2 separate regions of the Homo sapiens genome follow, and region 1 is linked to region 2. The links are chromatin loops, found by intact Hi-C in ENCODE. Cell type or tissue: dorsolateral prefrontal cortex. All regions are shown on one strand. Each heading gives the region's core, and the rest is flanking DNA. Links, peaks and the distances in the headings are about the cores only.

Region 1 (15,387 bases), core at 4,921-12,920, 330 kb before region 2:
CCACCTGCACACAGGTGAGCACAAGGGGCTGTCATAGAGGCTATAATAGATCACACAGGGGTGTGATGGATACCTGCACTCAGGTGAGTACACAGGGGTGTGGGGGAGACCTAGACTGAGGTGAGCACACAGGGGTGTGGGGGAGACCTGCACTGAGGTGAGCACACAGGGGTGAGATGGAGACCTGCACTCAGGTGAGTACACAGGGGTTTGGGGGAGACCTGCACTCAGGTGAGCTCACAGGGGTTTAGTGGATACCTGCACTGAGGTGAGCACACAGGGGTGTGGGGGAGACCTGCACTGAGATGAGCACACAGGGGTTTAGTGGATACCTGCACTCAGGTGAGTACACAGGGGTGAGATGGAAACCTGCACTGAGGTGAGCTCACAGGGGTTTAGTGGATACCTGCACTCAGGTGAGCACACAGGGGTGAGATGGAAACCTGCGCACAGAATCAAATGACACATGTTTGTGGAGCCTGGGTTGAAGGACGGAAGCACAGTGGCTGATGACCCGGGAACTCAGGATATGGTGCCAGCAAAGCACAGGCTGGAAGCCAGGATATGAGACTGCGCATGTGCAGAGCTGGAATGGGGTTGTGGTTGAGATCTCTCCTTTGAGAACTTTTACAACTCAGAATGCAAGAGCCTTCCCACGAAAGCACCAAATTTGACTGCTGCTCGGGGAGTCTTCACTAGGTTGAAACAGAGGGGATTCCACCGCTGCAATGGAACCAGCACGGTGGAGGTTCCAGGACAGCAGGCTGCATGGAGGAGTCAGGCTCCCGGGAAAGGTGACAGGCTGTAAGTGCAGGAAACTGGGGAAACAGCCACCCGAGTGTCAGTTTTCTCACCGCTGCAGAGTGTGGAGAATGCACAGGGCCTGGGCTTTGAGGCATCTGTGTGACTAGCCAACCACAGTGGAATGGCTGGGCTCCCTCTTTCATGTTCTTTAATTTCTCCACTGTCACGGCAGCCACAGGACCACTGCACAGACAGACACACAGTGGAGCAGACAGAGCTTTTGAAACTGGAATCTGAGCACTGGAGAAGGGAACCAGGGGTATCGCTCCCAGGATGAAATGGGGACTTCTTTCAGCATCCTCTGGGGCGGCAATTAAAATCGGTTTTTGTTCCTGAAACCAATTGACACTATATTGTTCAATAAATGTCTCTAAGGAGAATGAATAATGCCATCATCGTTCAACACAGTCCTTCAACCTTTGAGACTCGTTAACACAGGTTAGGCTCAAATGCCCAGTGAGATGTGGGGGCTGTTCCGTGCAGGTGGGCGGGTGCCCTGGAGCTACAGGCTTTGGTTGGTAAGATGGTCTAGCAGATAACATGGGGTGGGGAGACGGGAAGGACGGCGGGCTTCCCGGGGAGGGCTGAGCTCATGGGGGATCTTCTCCACATCTCCATGAAAACCTTCACTAGAACCTTGACCACTTCAACTCTGGCTCTTGGCAGCTGCCTTAAGAGGCTAGGACAGAAAAATGGACTTTCTGTGTTAGAGCCAGCAAAGGGGGAAGCAATGCACAAGGGCAGTTTCCCTCCTTAAATCACACATCCATACAGGTGTGGCTGGGCTGCAGTGTACGGAAAAGATTTTTAATATTCACCCGCGTGGAGTCCTCAGGACTGATTGGAAGTGATCTGTTCAAATGTCAATGCCATTCATCTTTAATGAGAAGATGAACCCTCCCGACCTTATGAGTCTTTGGAATTAGAGAATACATTGGTTGATATCCTGTCATTTTCAAAACCAAATAAGGAAAGACCATGAAAAAAACCGAGTGTGATATAATTTGCTTGGCCTGGGTCTCCGAGAACGCATTGGCACCATCTGCAACTGCTGCTAGTTAGTTAGTGGCAATGTCACCATCATGATGGATGGCTCAATAATGCCATGCCAGCTGGCAAGGCACATTTGGGGATTCAGGCTGTGTAAGTGAGATCAAAAAATTATCAAGATAGATAGCATAATAGAAAGATGGAAGGGAGTTTTGGATAAGGCGTTAAGAATTCAGTGTGTACGTGCGTGCGTGTGTGGTGCTGGCACGTTACAGGGAGGTAACAACGATCGGTGGATCGTTGTTGGAGCTGGAATCCCCCCAGCCTTGTGTGACCACATAACTTTCACAGGTTCTAGCCCTCTCTCTCTCCAGTAAACCCAAACCTGACGTTACTCATGGGAAATTTGGACAGGCTGACACCTGGAATCTTCCTGGGGTTTTGCAGAAACTCTAAAGGAAACTCTGGAATGCCATATGCAGGACGTGCCTCCACCCCTTTCATCTTCATGACACTGCAATTTAATAAGAAAAAGAATTAACTGGCCAGGAGCGGTGGGTCACGCCTGTAATCCCAACATTTTGGGAGGCTGAGGCAGGTGGATCATTTGAAGTCAGGAGTTCAAGACCAGCCTGGCCAACATGGTAAAACCCCATCTCTACTAAAAATACAAAAAAAAAAATAGCCAGGCAGGGTGGCAAGTGCCTGTAGTCCCAGCTATCGGGAAGGCTGAGGCAGGAGAATTGCTTGAACCCAGGAGGCGGAGACTGCAGTGAGCCGAGATGGCTCCACTGCATTCCAGCCTGGATGAGAGCGTGAGACTCCACCTCAGAAGAAAAAAAAAAAAGAGAGAGAAAGGAAAAAGGAAAAACAATTAACAAAGTTCCAGATAGAGACTCAAATATAATCAATGTGTTTGGTGATCACCAAATTTGTAGGAAGACTTGGACAAACAGGCCCCAAGTTCACAAGAGTGAAGTCATTGTCCATGATGCTAGAAGTTATTAGTAAGAGGTATCTGCCTTCCAGAGCTGGTGACTTATTAATCAGTCATCGAGTGTGGACTGAAAGCTGCCACAGAAGGGAGCTTAAAACATTCTGCAGATAGTTTTAAGCAGCTACCTCAGTAAGCCCTATTTTAGCATTGAGGACACTGCAGTCAGTCAGGGAGGAAAGGAAAAAAGTTCCAACCCTAAGACATAAACCACTGTGCATTTTATACGATTTATCATTGTCAGCATACATAATTTAGAATATAAAGTTACATAATTATAACTGTTAAAAGAAGTATGTTATTATTTATCATTTATATTGAATTTCTATAATATGCTAGTGAGTTTTGTGTTCTAGGGAAAAGCTGCTTATGGATCTGCTGGGCTAGGCTGTGTCTTCATAAAAGTAAATCATATAAAAGACTCATACTAATCCCAAAGGGACTTGGCCTCTACTGTTGACTAAGCCTCGAAGCTTAGATATGTAAACCTCATGTCCAGATCAAGGAATCAGTCAATCCTTCAGTCAATAGCACAAAGTGCTTCCTTTCTGAGAAATCTCACAGATGACTTGAGTTGGTGCATGAACTTCAGCTTCCTCTCAAAAATTCCATTCAGCTTCTTTTCTCACAGCCCAAACAACAAGCAATGTTCCACAGAAATAGTGACAGCAGAATGGTGTTATCACCACACAAAGGAAGAGTACGGCACGAGCCTCTGTAACATGCATTCACACTTTACTAAGTGATTAAAAAAAAAAAAACCTATATTTAAATACTGGCATTGAGCTTTGAGGTTCTTGAAAGAAATGTGTTAGCTAAATGCAACATTAAGAATTCAGCTAATTTTTTAAATTTCTATTTTTTAACATGAAACACGATATAGGGAAAACTCCATTCCTCATACGTCTACATTTCTAAATTCTCTGCAATATGATACTTTCCTAAAAATAAAGTGGAAGTGAAAACGCAGACATAATACAGCTTGCAGACGCGTGCGGAAACACAGACGGCTATAACACACACCGGAGGATTCAGCTCACACCAACGCTGCTGTTGGGTGACCCTCCAAACCCACAATGCGGCGTTGCAGAAACACACACAAGGTGTCCCGCAGAAACATTCGATTTGACATGTGTGCTTGTCCTTCTGGATTCACCAACCCTGATTTCAAGAAACAGGCCAGATCCTTGGGAGGGCCAGCCCCAGTGTCGCTTTGCCCAAGAGGCCATGGAGATTATGACGTGCACCTCCTGCTCAGAGGGTCCCAATAGGCTCTCAGCCTTTTTTTTCCTTGCCTGTCCAGATAGAAAACTGAAAAAGGGGCTGGACACGGTGGCTCACACCTGTAATCCCAGAATTTGGGAGGCCGAGGCAGGCAGATCATGAGGTCAAGAGATCCAGACCATCCTGGCCAACACGGTGAAACCCTGTCTCTACCAAAAATTAGCTGGGTGTCGTGGCACGCACCTGTAGTCCCAGCTACTTGGGAGGCTGAGGCAGGAGAATTGCTTGAACCCGGGGGACGGAGGTTGCAGTGAGCCGAGATTGCGCCACTGCACTCCAGCCTGCTGACAGAGAGACTCCATCTCAAAACAAAACAAAACAAAACAAACAACAAACAAAAAAAAAAAAGAGAAGAAGAAGACAAAACAAAGCGCAAGATTATTAAGATTATTCTAACCCAAAGGTAAAGCTCCCTGTGAATAACCGAGGCCTGGTCACCGCGAGTCCCTGCGGGGGGTGCGGGACACTCAGGGGCTCTTGGGGTCTTTCCACGAGGCAGGCCGCTCCCATCCCAGGGGTGCCCCGCAGGACATGGCGAGTCCACGCCAGGCACAGCGGCAGTCTTGCTCCCTGGACTTTGGCTGTTTGCTGGGCTTCCCATGGTTTTGGGTGCTGGGCTTTGTCATGTTCTCTGCTCTGGGATCACTGGAGGATTTGGGTGCCCACAGGGCCCCACTTCTTGGGCCCCTCTGCCACCTCCCCGCAGTGTCCACCAAGGCTTCTGCCTGCCCCCGGCTGCAGAGCACATTCAGTGAGAGTGGTCGTCAGGGCAGGGGGATGCTGGGGGCGTCCTGGAACACCAAACACACCCTTGGCCTGGTTGTGGGGAGGGAGTGCTATGGAACTTCCTGCCCGGGGTCCCTGGTAGGATTCTTGTCTCCAGAACAGAAAGATGAGGACAATATGGTGATTCAATTGTTTCTGTTGTTGTTTCCATGTGGGTTTAATTCATCTGGAGAGCTGTTTCCTATTCCCAGCCCATGTCACTTCTGCTCTGTGGGGTCTGCCGGTCTTGGGGGAGTCGTAGGAGTGTGCGGCTGTCCACTTCTTCAGTGCTTGCTCCTCCTCAGGAAAATAAAAGTTGGCAACACCATACATCCTGCTGTTTCTCAAATGTTATTTGAAATTTTGCTGGTATTTGAAACACAAACATCTGTTTCATAAGAATCTCAAATGATCTTAAAACGCCAGAGAATGGGACAGGCACAGTGGCTCATGCCTGTAATCCCAGCACTTTGGGAGGCCAAGGCGGGCGGATCATGAGGTCAGGAATTTGAGACCAGCCTGTCCAACATAGTGAAACCCCGTCTCTACTAAAAATATAAAAAATTAGCTGGGTGTGGTGGCAGGCACCTGTAATCCCACCTACTTGGGAGGCTGAGGCAGGAGAATTGCTTGAACCCAGGAGGTGGAGGTTGTAGTGAGCCAAGATTGCACCATTGCACTCCAGCCGCCTGGATGACAGAGCGAGACTCCGATTTTAAAAAAAGCCATAGAATGAGGCCGCAAGCTCACCTCCTGCTTCTTCTATGTGCAGAGAAAATGCAGTTTCCTTGAGATTGTTTTAAGGTCATGATAAAATCAAGCAAGATATCATCAGACTCTTCTAAAATCAGCAACACCGAGGGAAGTCTGAACACCGGGCTTGATTAATCTCTACCCAAAACAACACTCCCAACAGGCAGGTCCGACACGGGCGTTGGCATTTGAGCTTTTAGCTGGTGGGAGTTACTTCAGCAAATGTGTGAGCAGCTCAGTCCTCCCCTGGGGACTGTGTCCTGCAGGACACAGGCAATTTCGTCCAAAACTAGGCATCAGCCTGCAGCCTTCAAGTTGCTTCCCAAAGTCAGAAATGACTGGCAGCCATGAGAGCCAGTCGCTTTCCTTGTCTCATTAGAGGTGGTTCTGTGGATAACCAGCCCCACCCAGCCATGCAGCTGTAACAGGAGAAGGTGTGCATGTGCACACACACAGGCACACACATGCTCACATGCACACATGTGCACACACACAGGCACACACATGCTCACATGCACACATGTGCACACACACTCCATCACATCAATGTAAAATTTATATAAGAAAAGTGGGCCAGGCACGGTGGCTCATGCCTGTAATCCCAGCACTTTTGGAGGCCGAGCCAGATAGATCACCTGAGGTCAGGAGTTCAAGACCAGTCTGGCCAACATGGTGAAACCCCAAATCTATTAAAAAAACAAAACATTAGCCAGATGTCATGGTGGGCACCTGTAATCCCAGCTAGTCAGGAGGCTGAGGCAGAAGAATTGCTTGAACACAGGAAACGGAATTTGCAGTGAGCCGAGATAGCTCCACTGCATTTCAGCCTGGACAACAGAGCAATACTTCATCAAAAAAAAAAAAAAAAAAAAAAAAGAGGAAAGTGAAGGGCAAGACCTGTTGCAGTGGCTCATGCCTGTAATCCCAGCACTTTGGGAAGCTGAGATGGGAGGATCACTTGAGTCTAGCAGTTTAAGACCAGCCTGGACAACATAGTGAGACCCCATCTCTACAAATTTTTTTTAATTGGCCAGGTGTGATGGTGCATGCCTGTGGCCCCAGCTACTCAGGAGGTTAAGGTGGGAGAATCACTTGAGCCCAGGAGGTCATGGCTACAGTGAGCTATGATTACGCCACTGTACTCCAGCCTGGGTGACAGAGCAAGACCCCATTTCAAAAATAAATGACAGCAACAACAAAAAAAGTAAAGGGCATATCTTGGTGGAACCTCTTAAGATTAATACTTTACAGTTATAATTTGTTATTTCTATCCTTTCCCCAGGAGAGATAAAAAATCACTGGATGTGCTTGAGTGCTTGAAGGACTAAGGCCTAAAACAGGGCATTTGGCTTCAGTTCTTCTAGAATCTGGAAGATAGGTCCACAGCTGGGCTGGCCTTCCTCAAAATCCCCTGCTGGAGAAATGGGGCGTAAGTATTGACCTTGTTTAGCTCAATCAGGGTAAAGCCGTCCAAGGCAAGGATGGACGTGTCTCTCCAGGCGATGCAGGTATTTTGGGTCCCAGCCCCACCATCAGCCTGCTCCTCTCAAAGTGGCACCTGGGTGTTTGGGGCTCAGGGCCTTCCTGACCTCACAGCACTGCTGGGGGAGGGCTCCCCAATGCCCAGAGATCCTTCATTTATGATGTGACTCCCTCAACTATCTCAGCCAGAGAGGAAGCTGACAGCCAGCCGCCCAAGGGACCCCCCACTGCCTTTGCTTTGGGGCCTCCTCACTCCCACTCCAGCAGCAGGTCCCACAAAAGGCCGGCCACCTCTCCAGGCAGTTTTCAGTGACCAGGAGCTGAGGAAGGCACAGATGGGCAAGCTCCCTGCTCCCTGTGCTGCCAGCTTCTGCAGCTGTGGGCTGCCCAGAGGCCCAAGAGGAGGCCCCGCTGAGAGGATGCACCTCTCCCTCCTCTAGTGAGGCCCCACCTTGGGACCTCCACCACCCCCACAGGCTCCTTCTCTTCATCACAACCCCATCCAGAGACGCAGGTTTCCTTCGACTTCCTCCCGGAGGAGGGCAGGAACCAAGAGCAGAGAGAATGCCCACACCAGGCATGGGAGGACTCCTGGGACCTGCACCAATCAAGCCTGGGCCCTGCCCCACCCCCCACCACCATAAATTCAGAACTAACATTAGAAAATCCTTGCTGTTTCTGGCAATTCATGGCTTTCAAGCATTTTGTCTAATTGCACAGTTTTATTTTGAATATCTGAAGCTGTGCATTAACACTGTGCTTTCTTTACATTCTTTCTGTAAAAAAACCCTAATTCTCCTACCACTCAGTGCAACTCAAGACAGAGGCGCCTTACGATCACCAAGGAAAAACTCATGCATTTAAAAAAGGCTAAAAGAAAAGTACTTCAGTCGTTTTTTAGAAACATCATGCTGTGTACATTTGTATTCTCACTTCTTAAGCCGCTATCATTCCAGTGTCTCTTCTCTTGGGCAATTGTGCCAACCACATTACGTTATTTTCCAAGTTTAGGGTGAGCTCCCCCACTGAGCCCTGTAGGTAGGTCTGGTGCCTTCAGCCATGGCAAAACAAGGAAGTTTCTGCGTCCTCCTGGAGCCAACTGAGGCCTCAATGTCCCTGCTGCCTGGATGCCATCCTGAGACAGTGTATGAGTCCATTTTCACACTGCTATGAAGAACTGCCCGAGACTGAGTAATTTATAAAGGAAAGAGGTTTAATTGACTCACAGTTCAGCAGGCTGCACGAGAGGAATGGCTGGGGAGGCCTCAGGAAACTTACAATTGTGGTGGAAGCTGAAGGGAAAGCAAGGCAGCAGGAAGGAAAATGATGTGGGAAGAACTACCAAACACTCACTTAGAAAACCATCAGACCTCCCGAGAACTCACCATCAGGAGAACAGCACGGGGAAAACCGCCCCATGATTCAATCACCTCCATGATTCAATCTCCCTTGACACCTGGGCATTATAGGGATTACAGGGATTACAATTCAAGAAGAGATTCTGGGTGGGGACACAGCCTAGCCGTGTTCAGCAGCATCCAGGTGTCCAGGTGCAGACATGTGCTCCTGTTCGAAACGGGGAAGCCAGTGGATGCAGAGCCGTGAGCACCGAGGGCCTCCCACATTTAGGAGAGGAAGGCTGGTGTCCCTGTGAGAACACATGCTAGTCCAGAGTAAGGAAAAGACGGCCCCGTCCCATCTGCAGGGTTGAGCCAGTTCCAGAACTCGCACGTAGACCGCAGAGAGCAAAGCCGGGTGGCCTGGCGCCATCGCGTGATGCAGACTATTGTGAACGGCCTGCTCTGGAGGCGCAGAGAGGCGGGAGGTGGATGGCGCTGAGGGGAGGGGGTGTAGGCGGAGCACCAGCAGCCAGACCCTGGCAATGACGAAGGCTGCCCGACTGACCGCTTAGCTGGGAGCTCTGCTCAGCCTTCCCCTGCAGACGCCATGACCTTCACAGGACCCTGCAAGGCGGGGCTGCAGTGGCCTGGGCCCTGAGGGGAGGCCCAGAGCAGGGACAGGTTCTGAACTCTGCAGCGGCGCTCCTCCCCGGCCCCTCTGGCCTCTGAACCAGCTGCCATTGTAAGCTCTGGGCCCCGCTGGCACTCCCATGCCCTGGGAAGAAGCAGCCACTGATGGCCGGAGGATGGAGCACAGTGTCGCTGACTCTCCGCCGTGCTGCCCGGACTCCCGGGTGGAGGGAAGCGCCGGGATGCTCCACAGACTGCAGGCTTCCTGCTCCGCCCCTGCCCTGTGCCCCGGGACCCCCTGGAGCATGCCAGCCAGGACATGACCTCCAGCTGCCAATCACTCTTCCCTCCCAGGCAGTGCTGTGTCTTCCAAATGCACAGCCCTGACTCGCGCCACCTCCCCGGCCTGGGGTGCTCACTACCCCTGTGCTCCTCCCGCTCCTCCCTGCCTGGAGTTCCACCCACCACAGCTGGGACTGCCCTTAGGGGTATCGGCTCCTCAGCCCCCAGGCTCTCAAGGCCGGAATCACGCTTTGTGGGGAGTTAAGATAGCGGAGCTCAATCCAACTGGGCTGTGGCGGGTGAAGGCTCGTCCCTAGCTCTGAGATGCACGTGCCAGACTCACTGGACCCTGACAGCCCAGAAGCTCAGTGCGACCCTGCCCCCTGCTGCAGGCAAGCCCCGCCTGTCACGGAAGAGCTGCGCCAGCTTGCTCATGCTTCTCCCTCGGCCCCTCCCACGGCCTCAGTTTGAACCGCCATCCGTGCAGTTTGTAGTACCCACATCTACGTCCAGAGGGCGCTGTCGGGATTAAAAGTTTGAAGTACTCATTTTGGTGTTTGGTTTATAGTCAAAATGGTCTTTTTTCAGATTTCTTTTTATTATTATTATTGAGTCAGGTCTCACTCTGTTGCCCAGGCTGGAGTGCAGTGGCTTGATCATAGCTCACGGCAGCCTCGACCTCCCAGGCTCAAGTGATCCTCCTGCCTCAGCCTCCCAAGTAGCTGAGACCACAGGCGTCTGGCACCCCTTCCAGCTGATTTTTAAAATTTTTTTGTAGAGAGGAGTTTTCACTATGCTGTCCAATCTAGTCTCAAACTCCTGGGCTCCTCTTGGAAACTCCTCTTGCCTCAGCCTCCCAAAGTGCTGGGATTACAGGCGTGAGCCACTGGCCTGGCCCAGATTCCTTGAGGGCATCGGGAGCAGCACAGCCCATGCTCACCTCCCCAGCCTCGCCTGCCTCTGTAATTTGCACCATGTGGCAGCTGCCGGCAGAGCCAGTCCCTCAGTAACTGGTCGCTCCCCATATGCTGAGAACCTTTAATCATCCGAAGCCCCGGTACCCATTACGGCTTTTCCCCTGGTACAGATGGTTCCTGGAGTACTTTTTACTTTGATTTAAATACCTGTGCTTGTTCTTGGCTTTAAAAAAAAGAAAAGCCTTTTTTGGTTCATTTCTGTGTGGTATTCTGGAATATGAATATGCATCCCATTATCATAATTGTCTGGCTTTTAACATGCTTTCGCCTATGTGGAAGTTGCTTATTCTAAAATCTTTAACCAACTGTCAAACGGCCATTCTGTCTCAGTATAAATGTCTCTATTGCAAGCAACAGCGCAAATGTAAACTGTGGCTAAACATTGTACTTCAGATTATAATTGGGTTCAATTAATTTCACTAAAACAAACTCTTGGCAGTAAAAGTCGCATGCTTCTTGATAAAATGTCTGTACAGATGACTGAGATAGAGAGTGATGAGGACTCTGTTATGAAACCGGGAGCTGACTCTCCCATTTTAACTGCCGTGCGGGAAGCAGATAATCATCCTGCAGCTGTAGGGAGGTTGGAGAGGTCTCGGGATAGAGACAGGGGACCAGGAGGTTCCTGGCGTGAAGCCTCAGAGGTCATCTCCACCGCAGTTCTTCATGGGAGAGAATGGGATGCTTGCAGTGACTGCTGTGGTCCAGTGACTACACGGACTCTAGTTTTACCCCATGGAGGAGCCGGGGTGTCATGTGTGGCCTGTGCAACCCTGATATCTGCAAAGCTTATTTGTAACTTCAGATCAGCTTTCTCTCTCTCTCTGTTTCAAAGTTTATAATAAGGGCTCCCTGTATGTTGGTGTCATTTCCAGCCTCAAGGTTGTCAAAGAGTTAAAATTTTCTTTTTCTCTTTTTTTTTTTTTTTTTTTTTTTTGTTCTGTCACCCAGGCTGGAGTGCAGTGGCATGATCTTGGCTCACTGCAACCTCCGCCTCCCGGGTTGAAGCACTTCTCCTGCCTCAGCCTCTCCAGTAGCTGGGATTACAGATGCGTGCCACCACGCCCAGCTAATTTTTTATATTTGTAGTAGAGATGGAGTTTCACCATGTTGGCCAGGCTGGTCTTGAACTCCTGGCCTCGTGATCCGCCCACCTTGGCCTCCCAAAGTGCTGGGATTACAGGCATGAGCCACCGCACCTGGCCACATTTTCTAAACCGATGCTGTGTTCCACTAGGGCTGTTTCTGCTGGATGGTGTCCTAATTAAGCCAAAGAATTTTTAGACGAAGCAAAGCACAACTGCTTCTGATTGTGAGTTTACATCTCTGAATGTTAAGCTTTCCTAAAACAGGACATAGATTTTTATACATCCAATTGTCCATCTTAAAAAATTCTGGCAAAATGTTGTATTTGAATAATTTTTCTTACTCAAATGTGGAGATGCGGAGGTGATTAACCTCAACTAGTTGTTTTGAATATAAAAATGATGTAATCATGCTGATGACTAGGTTGCCTTTGTGAAACGTGACCCTCCGTGGAGGAAGTAGCCCCAGTGTTTCAGGCAATTGGATCAATTTTGCAGCAACACATTTATCTCATGCCTGACAGGAGCATTTCAAAGCGAACATACTGGAAAGCATCACTAAATTGAACTCAAATGTGCTCAGGTGCTGGGAGGTTAATAATCTCGGAGGGCTGGACCTGAAGAGGAGAGTATCAGTGCAAGAACCGCCCATCAATGCCCGTGCGGCCGCAGGGAACTCAGAAGCGAAGGGTGTGAAATTTAACCACTTCTGACGCCGCTGTTGTGTTCTGTGGTCCAGCGTCTTCAGCTGTGCCCAGAGCAGGCCCTCAGGGATCAGGTCCATCAAAGCACAACTGCTGCATGGACAGACAGACATCCCATCAACTCCGATCTGCTGCACCACGGAGGGCTGGCTTCCAAACTCTCCTAGACAGATGACTTTCTTTAAAATGTGCTTAAGAAAGAAAAGTGACTGAACTCTCAGAATGTACAACTGCATGTTAATGCTTTTCTGTCAAAATATCACACTGTCTAGACTTAGCTTAATCTTGGGCTTTGAAAATCCATCTCTGAATCTGTATTCCAGAAAGGCTGCTTTTACAAAATGTATTAAATTTGAAGCGGAAAGCCAATAATTGCAATGTTTGAAGATTCAATTTAAATACAAAAGTGGCCAAGAGCAATCCCAGGGGAATCCAGGTGAGGAATTTCAGCTCTTGCGAAGTCTTAGTCTTAATGTTTTTAATATTTAAAAACACAAAAAAAAGTCATTCCTCCCTTTGAAAGGTTTCAGTGTGCCCAGACAACTCTCAGCGGTGATTCTCATGATAAGGGTGCACGGTGAGTTTCATGTGGGCCCTGGGATCTATGTAAGCTGAATGCACTGGGGGTATTGCAGCCCTGATAGCTGCATTAATATATGCGGCTCTCCAGGTATGTGCTGGGGTGGGAGTGTGTTACCCAAGGCGGGAACAGACTCATTTCCTTTCGGAAATAGCAAGTGTTTCTCAAGAGCATCTCCCAGAACAGCTCACAATGGGCTTTGCTGACATTTCAACTCCTCTCACAACTGCTTATTTCATAGCATCTTAGAGTTTCTAGTTAAAGATGGAACGTGGACAATTGAATGCTGTCTGCAATGCTGTCTGACTCACAAAGTGAGTTCGCTCTAACACTAAGGGGAGTCCATGTCCCTTGAGAAGTTGCCCTTTTGGCTCCAAGTCACTTGTCAGACAGAGGGGGGATCCTGGAGGACACCCTTGTGGGTGCAGTGGCGTCATGCTCCAGCTGTAGCTGTGACTTCCTGGAGTTAGATGGGCCAGGCCAGTGTGACATGGGGAAGCTGTGCCCTGGCGGGTCACCTCCAGCTAAGAGATGCCTCCTTTGTCCACCCCAGTGTGTAGAAATAGCGTTGTGTGTTTCATAACAGAAAACACTGGCAGCACTTCCTTAGAGAACCAGTGGAAGATGAAAGTGGATGGCAGATACAGAAGACAGAAAAGACAAGCCGATGAGAGGGTTTGCACCAAAGCTGGGTACCTTGTTCTCTGGCCACGCCAGGGAGGACAGTGATGGAAGTCATGGTGGACACTGGCCAGGGAGGCAGGTGGCTCGGGCAGGGCCTCCTGAAAGGCGCTGTCCTCAGATAACGGGAAACATGTGACTTGTGCCAGGAAAAAGGAGAAAGGGCAAATAGGAGATGATGGAGTCCCGAGAAGCTGTTAAGACTCTGCTCAGACCACAGAATGACGCCCAGAGATGGGCTATCGCAAGCACCACAGAGCTGGGGGGTTCCCTCTGTCCAAATATTAATGTCCAAATATTAACCTTGATGCTGTCTGAATACTAATAGCTTTACTGATGCATAATCTGCATTTCCTTAAAAAGTGGGCAGTGCAGTGATTTTTTAGTAAATCCACAGACTTGTCCAACCATCTCCACAAACCAGTTTTAGGACATTTCCAGCATCCCCAGAAGTTCCCTCATACCTATTTCCAGTCAATCATAGGTCCCACAACCCAGCCCCGGAAAACCTCCTAGCTTTCTTTTCAGTCTCATAAATTACACACATGATGCCCCGGATATGTCCTAGAAGTGGAATCATGTTGTGTAGCCTTTTGCATCTGACTTTCCATCTTCATTTTGAGCTCTCACCCACAATGTATGAGAGTCTGACCTGTTTGAGGTTTAGCATATATTAGCAGTTCATTCCTTTTTGTTGCTAAACAGTATCCCATTGTAGGACTATCCCGCATTTTATTTATGTCACCAAGTTATGGACATTTATATCGTTTCCAGTTTTAGAAATTATGAATGATGCTGGTGTGCACATTTATGTACAAGTTTTTGTGTGGACACAGGTATGCCTTTCTCTTGGGGAGGGTCTAGGGGGTGAATCACTGGGTTATGTTATAAGCACATGTTTAACTTTCTAAGAAACTGCCCAACAAGTTTCCAAAGTGACTATACCATTTCACATTCTCACCAGGAATGCATGGGGGCCCACTTCTCCTCACTCATGACAACACTATATTGCCTGTATTTTTCATCATAGCCAGCCTTGTAGGTTTGCAAGTGTGTCTCATTACAATTTACATTTATAAATGCAAATTTAACTTGCATTTCCCCAATGACTAGTAGCATTGCACACCTTTTCAGGTGCTTTTCAGCCATTGACATATTTTCTTACGTGACGTGGCTATTGAGAGCTTTTGCCCATTTTTATCAGGTATTGGTCTCGTCAAGTTGTAAGAGTTCTTTACGTATTTTAGATGTAAGTTGTTTACATAAAGTATAATTTAAAAATATATTCTCTGAGTCTATGCTGTGTTGTTTCATTTTCTTAATGATGTCTTTTAAAGCACACAACTTTTTAATTTTAATGAAGCCTAAATTATCCATTTTTCTTTTATGAATCATATCTCTATTTGTGTACCTAAAAACTCCTTGCTTAATCCATGATTATGAACAACCTATCCCACATTTTCTTCTAGAATTGCTAATTTCATCTCTTACATTAAATTTATAATCCAGTTTGAGTTAGTTTTTGTGAGTGGTGTGCAATAAGAAAATATATATGCATATGTTGCATATGTTTGTAGAATTGGTCCAGTATTATTTGTTGAAAAGACTGTCTTTCCCTCACTGACTTGCATTTGCACCTCTGTTGAAAATCTCTGGATCAAATATGTAAGGTTTTACGTCTAAACTCACAATTCTATTCCACGGATATCTATGCCTCTATTTACACCGCTATACGCGGTCTTATTCTCTAAGGCTTTGCAGTAATTTCCATATAAGGTAGAGTAAGGCTTCCAAGGTTGTTCTTTTCAAAATTATTTTGGTTATTTTATGCTCCTTGCATTTTCTTATATATTTTAGGATTAACTTGTCAGTTTCTATTTTAAAAGTTTGATAGGAATTGCCTTGGCTTTACAGAGCAATTTGGGGAGAACTGCCATCTCGATGTTGAGTCTTCTCACCATAAACATAGAATGTCTTTATTTAGTTCTCCTTTAATTTCTCTCAGCAATATGTTGTGGCTTTCCATGTACAAGTCT
Region 2 (15,387 bases), core at 4,822-12,821:
CTTAAACAACCAGAGGGGCCCTGCAGTGGGGGCCAGTGCAGCTGGTGGTGGAGTGCAGACGAGGGGGCAGATCACCGCTGGGGAGCAGCAGCTGCCCTCTCAGTCCCAGCCTGCCCCGCACCCTGGTGAGGTTTCTGCACAGCGACATTTCTTCTTGACAATTCTGGCATTCAGTTTCAGATCCACAGTCGTCCCTGGAGATCTCAGTTTTCTCTGGGACTGGCTGCCCCAACCACGCCAACAATGCAGGTGTTTCAGCCTCGGGTCTGAGACACAAAACCAAACGCAGTGAGGAGGAGAGTGAGATGCCAAAGTCCTTCCTAAGGAGTACCTGACCCCAGCCCTACCCCTGCCTGACCCCACAGAGAGCACACGCAGCTCAGCCTGCAGGAAGGGCCCAAGGCCTGTGGGAGTTCCAGGCGTCCAGCTTCGGCCTCCTGACCTCTGCTCCACTTGTCCTCCACCACCTGACCCTTCAACAGGGCAGGCAAGAGGGCACTGCGGGGGTCCCACAAAGGCAAAGCTTCTGTGAAACCACAGAGCCTCCAGAGCTGAGAGTCGTCCAGGTCAGGAATCCTAACCAGTGTATCTTCTCCCAGGGATTGCTGCCTTTCTGTTGCTATTTGGTTTTGTTTGGTTTGGATTTTTGTCTCCTCCTGAGAATCACTGTTATAAATATCCAGGAATTTCTACAAAACCTCTGGGATGAGAATGCCAAACACCTATGTGCTATTGCTAGGCCATAGAGGAGAGGCAGCCAAATTCCTGGAGTGCATGAATGAATGAATGAATGAATGAATGAATGAATGAATGAAGGCATTATCTGTGTCCCTGTGAGGTGGAAAGGGGACAGTACTTTGCTCCTCCATTAGCCTGGAGGGGCTGGATGTCCACTAGCCTGCAGGGTCCTGGGAAGCCTGGCCAGCCTTGTCATCTTCATGGTCCCCACATGCATTCACCCTCCATTGACTGCCTCCCTTTCCTCCCCAAACCGCTCCCTCCCCAGAACAAGATACACTTCGGGTACTGACAAGCAACCATACACTTTTTATTTAAAATAATGAGAAGATGTTGTTATTCTGGGGGGTTATAAATGGTGCTACCTCAGCAGCCCCAGAGCTGCTCTTGGAGCTGAGCTCTCCCTGTGACGTCCCAGCCCCCCACCAGCTTCCAAGGCCTCTCCATCTCCACGACTGTCACCATCACTGCCCCCAGCACAGAGGGCTCCTGGGGCTCTCTGCTGACCACTCAGAAGCACAACCTAAGTGCTCTTGACTGCCCCTCTGACTGAATCCACTGAGGTTCTCTGTGGGGGCTTCACGTTCTACCTGGTAGAGGGGCCTCCCCACAGCACGGAGCTCACTCACCAGGACAACACTCTGGGTGACCACTGCAGCCTCAGTGGAGCCACACCTTCCCCACAAGGATGTCCAGGGAGGCCTGGCCACTGAGGCAGCACACAGGACCCAGACGGTCTTCCCTAAGTGGGAGGGTCGGGGCAGGGAGCTGTGCTCCAGGGAGTGACCAACCAACCATCCAAGTTCCAGAGGCACTGAGGGGCTTCCCAGGACTTCAGACCCACAGTGCAAAAACGGAGACAGTCCCAGGCAAATGGGACAGTGGGTCACCTTAGCAGGTCCTCTCCCATCTCGCCTGGGTCAAGGCTGAGGGACCCTGAACTAATCCTAAAGCCGGAGGGGGTCACCCCAGGTCCCCCACCATACACATCCATTCACACACACCTCTCCCAGCAACCTTATTCCTCCAGCCTCAATCGAAAGGCCGTAGATGTGGAGCTGGGGCCAAAGACACCCCTGCTGCCACTGAGCCTCACAGCCACAGCCCCAAATCCGTGGCCATTCAGAGCCAGGCACTGTCCACAGAACAAAGACCTGTGCATTCCTTGCTAATTAGTCCACCTTTCAGTGTGCAGAGTGCAGCATCTTTAACTTCCCAAGGAGCAAATGGAGCCAATTAATTCAGCAGGAGGAGACCAAATCAATTTCCCAAACAGCTTGTTATAGGACTTGCAACTTCACAGACAAATCTCATGCCTCCACCTAACCCACCAATCATCCTCGTGTCCAAACAGCCTCGCCATTAACATCAGAGCCACTTGCCTCTTTTTGTGCATAACCCACTACCTCAGACGCTGGGAAGAACTCAAACTAGGACTGACTGGTGAGTTCTTCCCAAGACTCACTCTCTAGAGACCTAAATCCTGGCCCTGTCCAACCAGGGGATGAGGAGAAGCCTTCTTCAGGAAGTAATGACCTGGACCGGCCAATCTCAGTTGACCTTGTCTTCTTTAGAGAGAATTGTCTCCAAGTCCAAATCCCATGTAAGACTTTTGTCCTCCCCAGGGGAGTACGCTGTGCCCAGAGCAGTGGATCCCAGATGTCCACAGGCTCAGGTTAAAATCCAAGCGGAATCACTCAATGTCAGAACTACTGACATTTGGGCCGCATTGTTCTGCACTGGGAGAGCTGCCCTTACACTGTTGAGTGGCATCCCTGGCTCCACCCACCACATGGCAGGAGCACCCCCCACTAGTAACAGCCAAAACCACCCAGAGGCATTGCCCGATGTCTCCCAGGGGCAGAATCGTGCCACTGAATTGGACTGAGTAGATATCATGCATCAGACATCTTCGTGGGCCCTCTGGGCTAGGAAGGGTTCAGAGGGTGGGGTCCAGCAATCCCAGCTGTCCTGCTCAGGGGCCTTCAGTAGCAGGCACAACAGAGGGATGCAGGCATCTGGGGGACAGGGCTGCCTACCAGTGAGTGTGGTCACCAGAAGGAAGGGAAGAGGCAGGGCCGGAAGCGCCCTGAATGCCCATTTTGACCGTGGCCTTGGATAGAGACAAGACTAACATGGCCGAATTGTTGCTCCACCCCCCTTCCACACACATTCAACAGACTCCTTTTCAAAGAAACCCTGAGATTCAGACTTTCTTGGAGACAGAGGTGAGCTGAAAAGGTCTCCAGCTGCTAGGAGCTGCTGGCTTGGTTGAGTGTTCAAGATACAAACAAATGAAAACTATAATGTTCAAATTCCAAGGCAGAGGTCTGGCAGCCCCTGATGGCTTTGAAGAGTTTGGATGACTTCAAAAGATGCTACATTTCTGCCCAGAGTGTCCCCAGCCACATGCCTGTCTTTGGTCTTAGGTATGAGTGGATTCTTCATGTGGACACGTGGCTTTAGGTGATATAGGAAGGGGCCACTGTATTAAAGTGAAAAAGAATGAATTACCCATGGACAAAAAACTCTGCCTAGCTTGATCTTGTCCAAGGCTTTGTCTCCAAGTGTCTGGGCACCAGCCCAGGTGCTGGAGTTCACTGGGAACCATGGCCTTGGCCTGGCCCTGGGAGCTGTGAGTTGGTGTGAGTAGCTATGGCCTCTGTCTCAGCGATGTGACATTTCTGCATAATTCTGTGCTGTGGCACTCTGTCTTGGGCCCAGCGTTCCCGCTTCTTCTTCCTAAGCCATGGTGTCCTCCAGTTGTGATGGGGCTTAGCCATCAGGAGTGGGATAACTCACTCTCTAGAGGTGACTTCAATCCCACAGAGAAGTGAGTGATGGAAGTCTTTGCTGTGCTGTTTGTTTCTGAAGACTTGGAAGTATTTGCTTGGGGGGACAAGACAATATCATTATTCATCTTTCTCTTGTATTTGCCAAACCAACACTTTTTGTGCTTTACTTTTTCATCTATAATAACAGGATAGTGGTGCAGCTATTTCTGGAACTGGAAACAACAGCTGTCGTTTTTCCTGTGGAGAATTTGAGTTTAATCTAAATGGCCAGTGTGCACATTCACTTTCCCAGTGTGAAGGAAATACGTATTTATGAACATCAGGTTCTTGGAGGATTCCCATCAAATAAGAAACTCAGTGGCCTTCCCTCAGAGCTCTTAGAGGAAATGGTAATACTGGCACCCTTCTTTCCTCCTAAAGCCTCTTGGCTACAGCGACACTGTGCCCACCCAACTCTCCTCCAACTTTCCTACAACACTTCTCTAATCTGGTTCCTTGTCCTCCTCCTGAACCCTAAATCAGGAAAAGGGGTGCTAGATGGTGAAGATCTGTCTGTATTGGGGGTGGGGAACAGGAGAGGAAAGCAGCCCTTCCCCATGAGCCTCACCCCGTGAGGACACTGAGAACACAGGTTACCATGTGCACTGCTTCTTTGGGTCTGTGTTACTCTGAGTCCTCCAGAGAAAGAACCAATAGGATAGATTAGATAGACAGATAATCAATAGGTGGGTAGACAGATAATAGATAATCAATAGATAGGTAGGTAGAGAGATATTGATATGGTTTGGCTGGGTCCTCACCCAAAATCTCATCTTGAATTGTAACCCCCATAATCCCCATGTGTTAAGGGTGGGACCAGGTGAAGGGAATTGGATCTCGGGGGCAGTTTCCCCAATGCTGTTCTCATGATAGTGAGTGAGTCTCACAAGATCTGATGGTTTTATAAGCACCTGGCATTTCCCCTGCTAGTTGTTATTCTCTCTCCTGCCGCCCTGTGAAGAGGTGCCTGCTTCTCCTCTGCTTTCCACCATGATTGTAAGTTTCCTGGGGCCTCCCCAGCAATGTGGAAGTGTGAGTCAACCCTCTTTCCTTTATAAATTATCTAGTCTCAGGCAGTTATTTATAGCAGCATGAGAACGAACTAATACAGATAGATAATAGATAATCAATAGGTAGAGACAGATCTGTTAGAATAGGCAGATAGCGGCCAGGTGGGGTGGCTCATGCCTGTAATCTCAGCACTTTGGGAGGCCAACACAGGCAGATCACTTGAGGTCAGAAGTTTGAGACCACCCTGGCCAACATGGTGAAACTCCATCTCTACTAAATAAAATAAAATAATGGGCAGATGGCTAGACATGAGCAGGAGAGGGAGCCCCTGAGAAAAGGGAGGTCTGGAAAAGTCTCACACCCCAGGGACCACCAGAAACATGCATGCTGGAAATGAGCAGAGGAGGGGATATACTGATGCAGGAAGGAACACCCCTTAGAGACACCCAGTCATCACTCCCTCCACAGTCAACCTGTCAGAGCAGAGCTGTCTGCGTGCTGATAAAGAGGAAAGAAAACAAAGGAGAAACTCAGAGACAAGCAGTCGCAGTAAGTGCAGATCTGGCCATGATACAACCTTCCCGAGTGGAGGTAATGAGCAACACAGCCATTAGGTAGAATTTGCATCCAACACTGGCCTGGCATGGGTACCGCCTGATAGTAAAGGAGGGTCCCAGAAGCCCAGGGTGAGAACTAGGTGAGGAGAAGGTGGGGACTTAAGACAGGAATGACAAAACTAGACCCTCCCAAAAAAGGCAGAGCCTTAAGACAGAGGTGGGAACTTCAGGAAAAAATACAAAGTCATAAAAACCCAGCGTAGAACCCTCAGGGGCTGTAGCTCATTCTCCTTCAGCTGCCCCCTCTGTCTCATCTTTCAGAGTGCACTGTCCCTTTAAATAAACCCTCTGCTCCCAATTTTCCTTCCATAAATTATCTTCTTGGATAAGAGAATAAACTCCATAAACTGTCTCTTGGCCAAATTCTTTCTCCCAAGATGACAAAGGACTGAGGATTCCCACACTTCCTGATGAGAGAGAGAGAGAGAGATTGATTGTAAGGAGTTGCTCACACAGTTATGGAGGCTGACAAGTCCCAGTTCTGCCATTTGCAAGCTGGAGACCCAGGAGACCAAACAGTGTAAGTTCCAGTCCAAAATCCAGCAGGCTCAAAACCAGAAAAAGGTTCATGATTCAGTTCTAGTCCAAAAGCAGGGAAAACCAATGTCCCCTCTCAAGGCGATTAGACAGGAGGAAAGCAGGAGACCCACCCTTTCGTTCTACTCAAGCCTTCGCCTGATTGCAGGGGCTGCCCTAACCAGGGAGCACCATCTGCCCTACTCAGTCTACAGGTTCCAATGCTGGTCCCATCCAGAAACATCCTCACAGACACACCCAAAAAATGTCTGGGTGCGCGGCCCAGTCAAGTTAAAGCATGAAATTCACCATCCCATGATGTGCACCCATCTCGGTGTATTGACCACCCACTCTTGCCTGACATCTTCAGAAATAAAATAGACCTTGTGCCTGGAGCCACTGAGAGTCAGAGGTTGTTGGTGAAGCAACTGGTCACATGTCTCTGACTGCTGAAGTGGACAGTGCCCCCGCCCACGGGACCCCAGCCTTGCCCTCGCCACAATGTGGCCACTGTAGACTTCCTCAGTGGGACCCATTTCCACAGCACATCTAGTCAATCCTGCCATGTCAGCCAGAGGTCCCCAATCTCAACCCCAGCAGACCAGAGGAGCTCCCCTCCCCCACCGCCTCGAAGCCAGTCTCTCCTCTGGGCCTCCCATCCTGTGCAGGTGGACACCCTGTCATCACCTCTGGCTCCTCCCCTCACCTACGTGCAGTGGAGGGGCCCATCCCTCCACGTCCGTGTCAATGTGACTGATGATTCCTCCTGCCTTTGCGGGGCTGACTCTGGGCCCAACGTTGCTCTAAGTGTCATAAATGGTGTCTTCTCACAACAACTAGAGGTTGTCATCGCTGTGACCGCCATTTACAGATGCAGCAGCTGTGACCCAGCGAGGTTGAGTGGCTTGCCCACACTCACCGCCTCCGTGCATACCGACCCCGGCCTGGAACCAGACACCCTGGCCCGAGCCGAGAGGCCCCTTGCTTCCTGCTCCACACCTTCCCGGGAAAAACAAGCACTCTGAGTTGGGGTCACCAAAGCCACAGAGTGCAGCTCAACTTCAGCTTGGTGTCTTGCAAAATCTCTTATTCTCTCTCCTTGGTTCTCCCCTACAGCAGCAGAAACTGCCCAGCAGTCCTGTTCTATAGACTTTCCCCTTCCCCTGCCATTGCCCTGCTGAGACACTCCCCACGGCACTCCTGACTCCTTCCTCCAGAGCCCAGAATATTCCAGGCCCAGGGCTGGACCCAATCCCCCAAAAGGCCACTGATGCCACCATGGCCTGTTTCTTCTCGGTGACACCTTGCAGCTCACTGAATTCAGTGGAAACTTTATACCCAAGAGCATATAGAAAATCAATTGTGATAATTCAGAAGCCATCTGGCCTCCACTGGCTACTACTCAAAAGAATACCGAAATAAGCCACTTCAAAACCCTATTTACTATTCATTGACCACCTACTATGCACCAGACGTGCCCCTGGGCCTTTTGTGTCAATTACCTGGTTTAATTCTCACCACCGTCCATGAGGCAGACACCATTGCTATCCCCATTTAACAGAAGGAAAAAATGAGATGCAGAGAAGCAACTTGCCAGACATTACCCAGAGAATAAATGGCAGAACCAGCTCCCAGCCCGGGCGTTACTCCAAAGCCAATCCCCCTAACTCCTACAGGGCTGCTGAGCCAACGTTACACAAAAGCAGCGACTGTAGAAATGAGGAGAAAGGTGAGCATCAGAGTTCATCCGGTTGACCTTGCGGAGCTGCCCTAGGGGACGGAGAGCTGCTGTGCTCCCTGCTTCTGCACACCAGGCAGGAGTCAGGCCACCACGAGCCCCTTCCCCTCTATCACCTGCCGCATTCCCAGCCCACGGCTCTGCTCAGGGTGGACTGGGCTCCTCTGGCCGCCCAGCTCCCCTGCAGGGTGGCTGACAGGCCCTTGCCTACCCTTCACTTCTAACATTGCTATCCCCATTTCCCAAAATTCAGCAAGGTTAGTTCCCTTCTCTTTTCCCCTAATTCTTGCTTTTTAAGATCAATCCTGAGCAAGAGGAGCTTTCTCAAGAAGGAATTATGTGCATCTGTAGCCCCACTGAAGCTTCAACAAACTGATTCCCCCAGATGTGCTCAATGGAAGAAGTCAGGTCCTTTGTTGTGTATCAGATCCACTTGGCCAAGGAGAAGGGTTCTGCGCTGATTCATTCATAAAATCTTCATCAAGCTCTTACTGCATTTATCATCCTGCGCAGGAACTAATGGGTACGTGCATGCACCTGACAAGGAAAAATGGGCCTAAGAAACATCACCGTAAATGTCATGTCTTTAAGACATAAGCGTCAACATTTTAAGGATAACATTGAATTTTTTTCAAAAGAATATTATCTTTTTCAATAGAAAATACACAAATCTGTACCAGTGTGAATGTCCTAGGTCATTGATCACAATGGAACTGGTTCCACTGAGTTATGACCTGCTGTAAGAAGAGGCATGGAGACTTGTTCTGTTCTGAGGATCCCGGCAGTTCTGAGTTTAAGTGCTTGTCGGCTGGGAACTTTGGTTATGCACAGGCAAACCTCTGGAACCTATGTTCCCAGGCCAAGGAGACTAAGGTAACAGTGTTGTCAGTGCACACCGTACAGTCCTTGGAGCTGGGCTCGCCTTTTCCTGTGCCACCTGAAAGCTCTGGCCAACGCAGTGGAAAAAACAAAAACAAAACGAAACAGCAATAACAAAAAAAACCACACTGGGTTTTGACTGAAGTGACATCTATCGCCGGCATTATATAGATTCGAATTTATTGACTTGACTCTTTTTTTTAATTCTAATTTATTCACCATTTCAAAAACCAAGTATGTGATTAAAATCTGCTGCCACCTGGTGGTGGTCACAGTGTCACATGTCATGTTCCAAAAAGTGAAGTCCACGCTACAACTGTGTTTTGGTAAAGGTAGCAATGAACATATTTTTCTCATCTATTTAGGGGAAAATGGTAAAATATGTGAACTTATTCATTGTTAATCCTACATGTGACAAGTATAATCCGAGCACAAGCCTTGAGGCAGCATTTCTTAACTGGTCATAGATGCTTTTGAAACCCTGATAAAATGTGGGAGGATCTCCCTGGGAAAATGAACACACGTGCACATTCACAAAGTTACACATGCAACTTTGAAAGAACACAGTACAGAGTGAAGATGCTTGCTTTAAAGAAAATACCTAGAATTCGATCTCACTGAGATGGTTGCAAATTAAAAGGCTCTAATCACAGTGAAAAGGAACCGGTAGCTATGAGCCACTGTGAGTTTTCTAAGAAGTCAAACCAAGTGCACCCTGATTCCATTTTGTTGTTATGATATGTAAAGGTAAATATATAGGAGATATACGTGTTTTATATATGTGTATATAAAACATAAACATTTATATATTTTTGTACTTATTCATATAAAACATATTTATATATAATTATTGTACAAGATAATTTAATTCCATGCAATAGTTATTTATCACATGGCTGGACTGGTCACTGGGCCGGGTGCTGAATGCTCAGAAAATTAAGACACAATTTCTGCCTTCAAAAGACCCACAGCCTGGCAAGGAAAATGAGCAGACATATATACACATATATAAGAATTATAATCTGATATGACAAGTGTTCGTCCAAAGGCACTACGGGAGCAAGAGGAAGAAGCAATTTCTTCTATCTGATTTGAGGGGTGGCAGGGAGAAAAAGTTGCCATTTCAGCTAAGGAAAGAGATGGGTAACCCCAACCCCAATGTGAAAGACACATATTCAAAGCAGGGAACTGCATGGGGGAAAGCTCAGCAGCATCAAAGTTCACAGGACCAGCACGTGCTCTGGGGTCAGGTCGCCAAAGCCACAGAGTGAAGCTAAACTTCAGCTTGGTGTTTTGCAAAATCTTTTATTCTTTCTCCTTGATTGTCCCCTACAGTGAACCTTCCCACCAGTCCTATTCTATAAAATGTTCCCTTCCCTCACACTCCAGGGATTATCCAGGGTGCAGAACAGGGAGGAGTATGCCCCATCTCGTGTGCAAAACCTCATTATGTAAGGTAATTCTATGGGATACCTTTTATACCCCACATGAAAACCCTCCCAGCCTCACCTCGCACTTCACCCAGTACCTCCCAGGCTCTGATCCACTTTGCATAGGTGTCACCTGACACCACCTGGGCTCGGAGATCTGCTCACCTCTTACTTCCTGCCTTGGCCCCGGGGTCACCTGCAGGAGGCTGCTCAGCAATCACAGTTATGCAAGTCTCCAAAGACAGGGCCTCCACGGCCAGGACAGAAGCAGATAATAAGTTCTCTTTCCTTTACTGTCCCAAGGAGACTGTGCTGAGATGCATTTCATAAAGGGCCTCAGAAGGTCTCAAAAAGCCCAGCATCAGCCACTCCAAGCGGCTGTCGATTGGATAAGCCATCTGGTATTCCCATTCACTCCTTCCCTCCCTCGCTCAACTCACTCCTGCTCGCCTGAGCCCTGAGACCCCTGCCCAAAGAAACAGCCTGAACTCAAGCCTTTGTCCCTAGCTCTGCTGGAGAAGCTCCATCTAAGACCACTGATACCACACCTGAAAGCTCTAGATAGCAGACCTTCAGGATAGAATTTGGGGGCTAGTCCCCTCGCCAATCCAGCACACAGAGGAACCCCATTGCCAGTGGCAATTGGGGAAGTAATAAGCCCCTGGCCTCAGCTGCCTCATCATCACCAAGAAGGGCACTGGAATAGGGCTAGAGAGAGGTGCAGGGAGGTGCGGGGGAGGTACAGGGGAGGCACAGGGGAGACAGGCTTTGCACTGGCATCCATGACACCTTAGAGACTCCCCATCCAGCAGGGTAGGGGTCCCCAACTCCCAGCCATGAACCAGTACCAGTCTGTGGCCTGTTAGGAGCCAGGCCACACAGCAGGTGAGCAGCAGGCTGAGGAGCACTGCTACCCAAGCTCACCCTCCTGTCAGATCAGCAGCGGCATTAGATTCTCATAGGAGCACAATCCCTATTGTGAACCGTGCTTTTGAGGGATCTCGGTTGCCCACTGCTTATGAGAATCTAATACCTGATGATCTGAGATGGAACAGTTTCATCCCCAAACCATCCCCACCCCCAGTCTGTGGAGAAATTGTCTTCCACAAAACGTGTCCCTGGTGCCAAAAAGGTTGAGGACCACTGCGCCAGGGCGTTGGATTCAGAAGGTCTTGCAGAGGGTGCATCAGCAATATGCATTTCTAACTGGCAGCAAAAGTCCTCTTACAAAACGTTCATCTACTGTAGAAAGATTTAGGATGTAGAAACAAAAGAAATGTCACCTGTAACTCTGCCATGGGTCAGTGTGCACCATCTCAGGCTCTTCTGCACGCCCATGTGGGTGGGGTCGGGGTTGGGTGTCTCGGCCAGGTGGAGGCTGGGCCAGGCCCCAAAGCTGTGGGCGGCAGATGCTGCATCCACCTCCTCTGGCTTGGATCTAGAAGCTTCCTCCTCTCTCTTCCTCTTGCCTGAATTGACACAGGAGATGAAGCCTGGGGAAAATGGACCAGAACTCAGACCCCAACCCCCAACCTACAATGACATTCAAGGATGTAAGACGCACATGATAGATTTGTTAGCACAGTGTTATCTGTAAATCAGAGCTGTGTTCACTGTCAGTTAGAACAGGCTGGGTTATACCGAGTAACAAATGTCCTGCAATCACAGAGGCTTCCCTCCACAAAGATCTGCCTGTCACTCACCACGTGCCCAGGGCTTGGCTCAGCCCTTCACAGGTGGATGGGCATTCGCAAACTGGAGCACGGCAGCCTGTCATAGAGACAGGAAATGAGCACATGGTGAACAAGTGCTGGCTCTTAGCTTCTGCCCAGCAGAGCCCCATGACACTTCTGCTCACATTTCATTGGCCAAGGCAAGTCACATGGCCCTACTGCCACATGACACTTGTACTTGAATTTCATTGGCCAAGGCAAGTCCCCTTGCTTTGCCTGCTTCAGAGGAGCAGGGATGTTCAGTGAGCAAATCACCCTGAGAACTTGATGACTGTCCTTGCTCCATTCTTTCTTTTATCACGGTCCTTTGTCCACCGACACATCACCAGCTCTGGACTGGAGCTCCAGTAGAGAGGGCACCAGGCACACTCATCCTTGTATCCCACAGGGACTGCCATCATTGGCAGACAGGCAGTCTACTTCTCTTTTTCCTGCCAAGAGTCGGAGAGAGCAGTGACTTCCACAACACTGGCCCTGCAGACTTTGTAACCTAAGTTCCCAAAAATGGACTAAAAAGTAATGAGTTCTTATCCTGACTATTCACTCAGCAATACTTAGTTATTAAACATCTTCTATGTGCCAGGTACATAATGTGGAGAATAAATAGAAGTAGAAAATAAGAAAATGAAAATATCCTACAGGTTATCTCTTATTCAAAATGGTTGGGACCAGAAAGGTTTTGAGTTTTGGATTTTGGAATATTTACATTACACTTAATGGTTGAGCATTTTGAATCCAAAAGTCTAAAATCTAAAATGCTCCAGTGAGCATTTCCTTTGAGCATCATGTCAGCACTCAGAAAGTTTCAGATTTTGGAGCATTTCAGATTTCAGATTTTTAGATTCAAGATGCTCAACCTGTATAATTTCACCACTCTGGGGGACCTACTTAACATTTTTTATATATTTCCTTTCCGTTTTTTTCTATGGATTTTTTTGGTCATGCCGACTTAAATAATTTTCTCTTTTTTTTCACTTAAAGTTATAACTACAACAGTCTTAAGAACTCTTTGAAAATTTAATTTTAAAGACTGAATCATATTGCCTTTAATGTGGATTACATCAGTGCAGGTTATTTATTGGGCCATCTTATTATCATTAAACACTTTGGGTCATTTCACTTTTTTATTTTTTAAAATGCTATGATTAGTATCATTTTTAAAATTATACCTCAAAAAGTCTTTGTAAGAAGATTATTCATAAGGCGTAAGCATAAGGAAACCTTCTTATGAGATCATTTGTTCCACAACAATTTATCTCAGCCTAATTGCCTTTTATTGGCCATAGAGCTGTTCACTTCCTCAGCAACCCAGGGTTCAAGTCCTGTAAAACACAACACTGGGCAGTTCTAGAAGAGAGAAGCGTTTCTGGAGCTTGGCTCTAAAATCTTCAGATCACAACAATTTTCACAATGAAATAAAATTTAATTTTTGGCTCACATAGTAAAAGATTATATCAGATTTCTCATTCCTCGGAAAATCAGAGAGAACTTAATAACAAATACCATAATTATCTGCAAAGACTGAACGGTGATTAAATTATCAGGAGGCCGTTACTCCTAAAACTATTTCTTTAATTAGCTAAAGCTGGCAGTATATATTAATATTTCCTGAGATATTTGCATACATTCACAACAGGCTAACCAGACATTAGCTGAAATATAATTTTTCTAATATTATGTTAGAAATATTTTAAGATTAAATCATATTATCATGTTTTTTCCTGTGATTATTAGAGCAGACACTCTTGATTTATCACCATAAATTCTCTAATTTAGGAGCTGAAAATGCTTCTCGTTTTCCATGATGAGCTTTTTCAATTCCATTTACACAATAGAAGGTGCTCTTTGAAGCCCAGATCTGCTGGTAGAACGTGGTTTTTGATAATCCACATCTGCACACTGCTCCCAGACAAACACAAGGAAGCCCACCCTAATATGTAGCTGGCAGGACCCCGGCCATTCAGATTCCGTGGCCACAGCAGGAAAAGCGTCTGGGTAGCAGTGGGTGCAGGGACAGGGTGAGGGGAGCTGGTCCTGGCTGGCCACAGCACCAAAGAGCGGAGGACATGTCAGCAAGCAGGATTTGAATGAGGGTCGAACAGGTCTTTCTCAACTCCATCCCAGCCTGCATAGAGGACAGGACACTCAATTGAATTGGGCAACTCACAGAAGGTCCCAAAAGGGGGTCAGTACAGAGGTGTGGGGATGGTCAGGGAGGCCACACCTGGGAATCACAGCAAGGCTCTGTCACCACCACTGGGGACAGGAAACTGGGGAGTCCTGTGGTGAGCCCCAGAGCAGAGGACCGCCCAACAGGAACCAAGCCCTCAGGGGAGGGGCGCAGCCAGCTCCAGGCTGCCCCGGGGGAGGGAGCAGAAAATAAAGGTTCTGACCACTCTCCATTCTCTTTCTCCACACCCCTGCCCAGGTCCCTTTGGCCAAACCCAGCAGAAGCCAGAGGGGAAGGAGACTCACAGATGTAGCCCCGCAGGTCGGCGTCCAGGACCTAAGAGGGGTAGGACACGAGGAGAACCTGGGAGACATGTGGAAGTTGCTGGGCACAAATGACGGGGGACACCCTGAGGGACCCCATTTGGATGTGCTGAAGCCAGCATGCTCACCCTCACAATATGTGTTCACTCTCAGCCTGGAGGACTTTTGACTCTTGCCATGTCTGTGCCTTTAAAAAATAACCAACTGTCAGCAACAAGGGATACACTTTGAAAACCAAAACAGAAATTCCCAAAGAAGCCAGGAGCCCAGAGACTGTGATAAGGGGCAGCTGGGCAGGCCTGCAGCCCTCTGGCCATGACGCCCAGCACTCCTCCTTGAGCAAGCGGGGTTTGGTACTGGGGTCAGTGATGAGCAAGACTCGGCCCCTGCCCCAGGGACACCTAAGCTAGCGGGGCTGCTGACCACATCACCTCAGGGACACCTAAGCTAGCGGGGCTGCCAGCCACATCACCAAAGCACTCTCTACTTGAAAGCATGCAGCAGATGAAGGTGTGCGCAGGTGCAGGGCAGCATGAGAAGGGACCCAACGTGGTCTGTTGGATCAGAGGAGGCTTGGGAAGTGGTGATAACAGGACAAGCTGGTGAATGGTTTTGTTTTTTGTTTTTGTTTTTGTTTTTTTTAAGAAGGAGTTTCACTCTTGTTGCCCAGGCTGGAGTGCAGTGGCCCAATCTCAGCTCACCGCAACCTCCACCTCCCGGGCCCAAGTGATTCACCTGCCTCGGCCTCCTGAGTAGCTGGGATTACAGGCGTGTGCCACCACACCTGGCCAATTTTGTATCTTTAGCAGACTCGGGGTCTCTCCATGTTGGTCAGTCTGGTCTCGAACTCCCAACCTCAGGTGATCCACCTGCCTCGGCCTCCCAAAGTGCTGGGATTACAGGCTTGAGCCACCGCGCCCTGCTCTGGTGCATGTTTCGAGAGCTGCTCCCCACCCAGGGCATCATCACTGGACAAGGTCATTCACTCAAGGCTGATTCTGGCCAGATGCCGGGTTTGATTTTGTTAGTTTAGTCCAGTTGGACATCCTGGACCAGATGGGGCAAGAACTCAGAGGATAAAATTCATCTTGTCCCTTGGGCAGAACCATAGCAAGGAAACATCTTCATCTTAACCTCACCATCTGACGATTGCCTTTATCATCTTAACCTCACCGTCTGAAGATTGCCGTTAGATGGTGTTCGGACGGCATCACTATGAACAGAGATAGAGGTAAAGGCACGTGAGACTCCAAAGCTTCTACCGCAAGGACCCTTTTCCACCTTTTTTTCCAGACAAACTTCATTGAAAACACCATGGCCTCTGACTTCCGTGGTGGAAAGGAATCATTCCCATGACTCTTGTTGAAACCTCAAAAAGCATTTGAAGATGCCCATTCG

What was found. Peaks named below come from ENCODE experiments on the same cell type or tissue, not always from the same donor. Only the 100,000 strongest peaks of a DNase experiment are listed, where the experiment ranks them.
Region 1: a loop joins it to region 2, with 6 times the contacts of the local background. A loop is called at or near these places in 35 of 110 quality-filtered maps.

Annotation. Positions count from the first base shown.
Region 1 is chr10:131,444,475-131,459,861 of GRCh38, forward strand. No RefSeq gene overlaps it. Among named protein-coding and RNA genes, the nearest start is that of TCERG1L, 140 kb to the left of the region's middle. RefSeq lists enhancers at 9,692-10,236, 9,768-9,837. In dorsolateral prefrontal cortex, for the core only: CTCF peaks have their summits at 9,829 and 10,028; DNase peaks (open chromatin) are centred at 8,877, 9,337 and 9,807; H3K4me3 peaks cover 1,195 bases; H3K27ac peaks cover 1,573 bases; H3K27me3 peaks cover 800 bases.
Region 2 is chr10:131,778,611-131,793,997 of GRCh38, forward strand. It overlaps LINC01164 (long intergenic non-protein coding RNA 1164), which reads right to left and starts at 11,589. Exons shown (of 5, transcript NR_038365.1): 1 at 11,467-11,589; 2 at 11,047-11,256. In dorsolateral prefrontal cortex, for the core only: CTCF peaks have their summits at 8,597 (motif pointing left) and 8,812; a DNase peak (open chromatin) is centred at 8,591.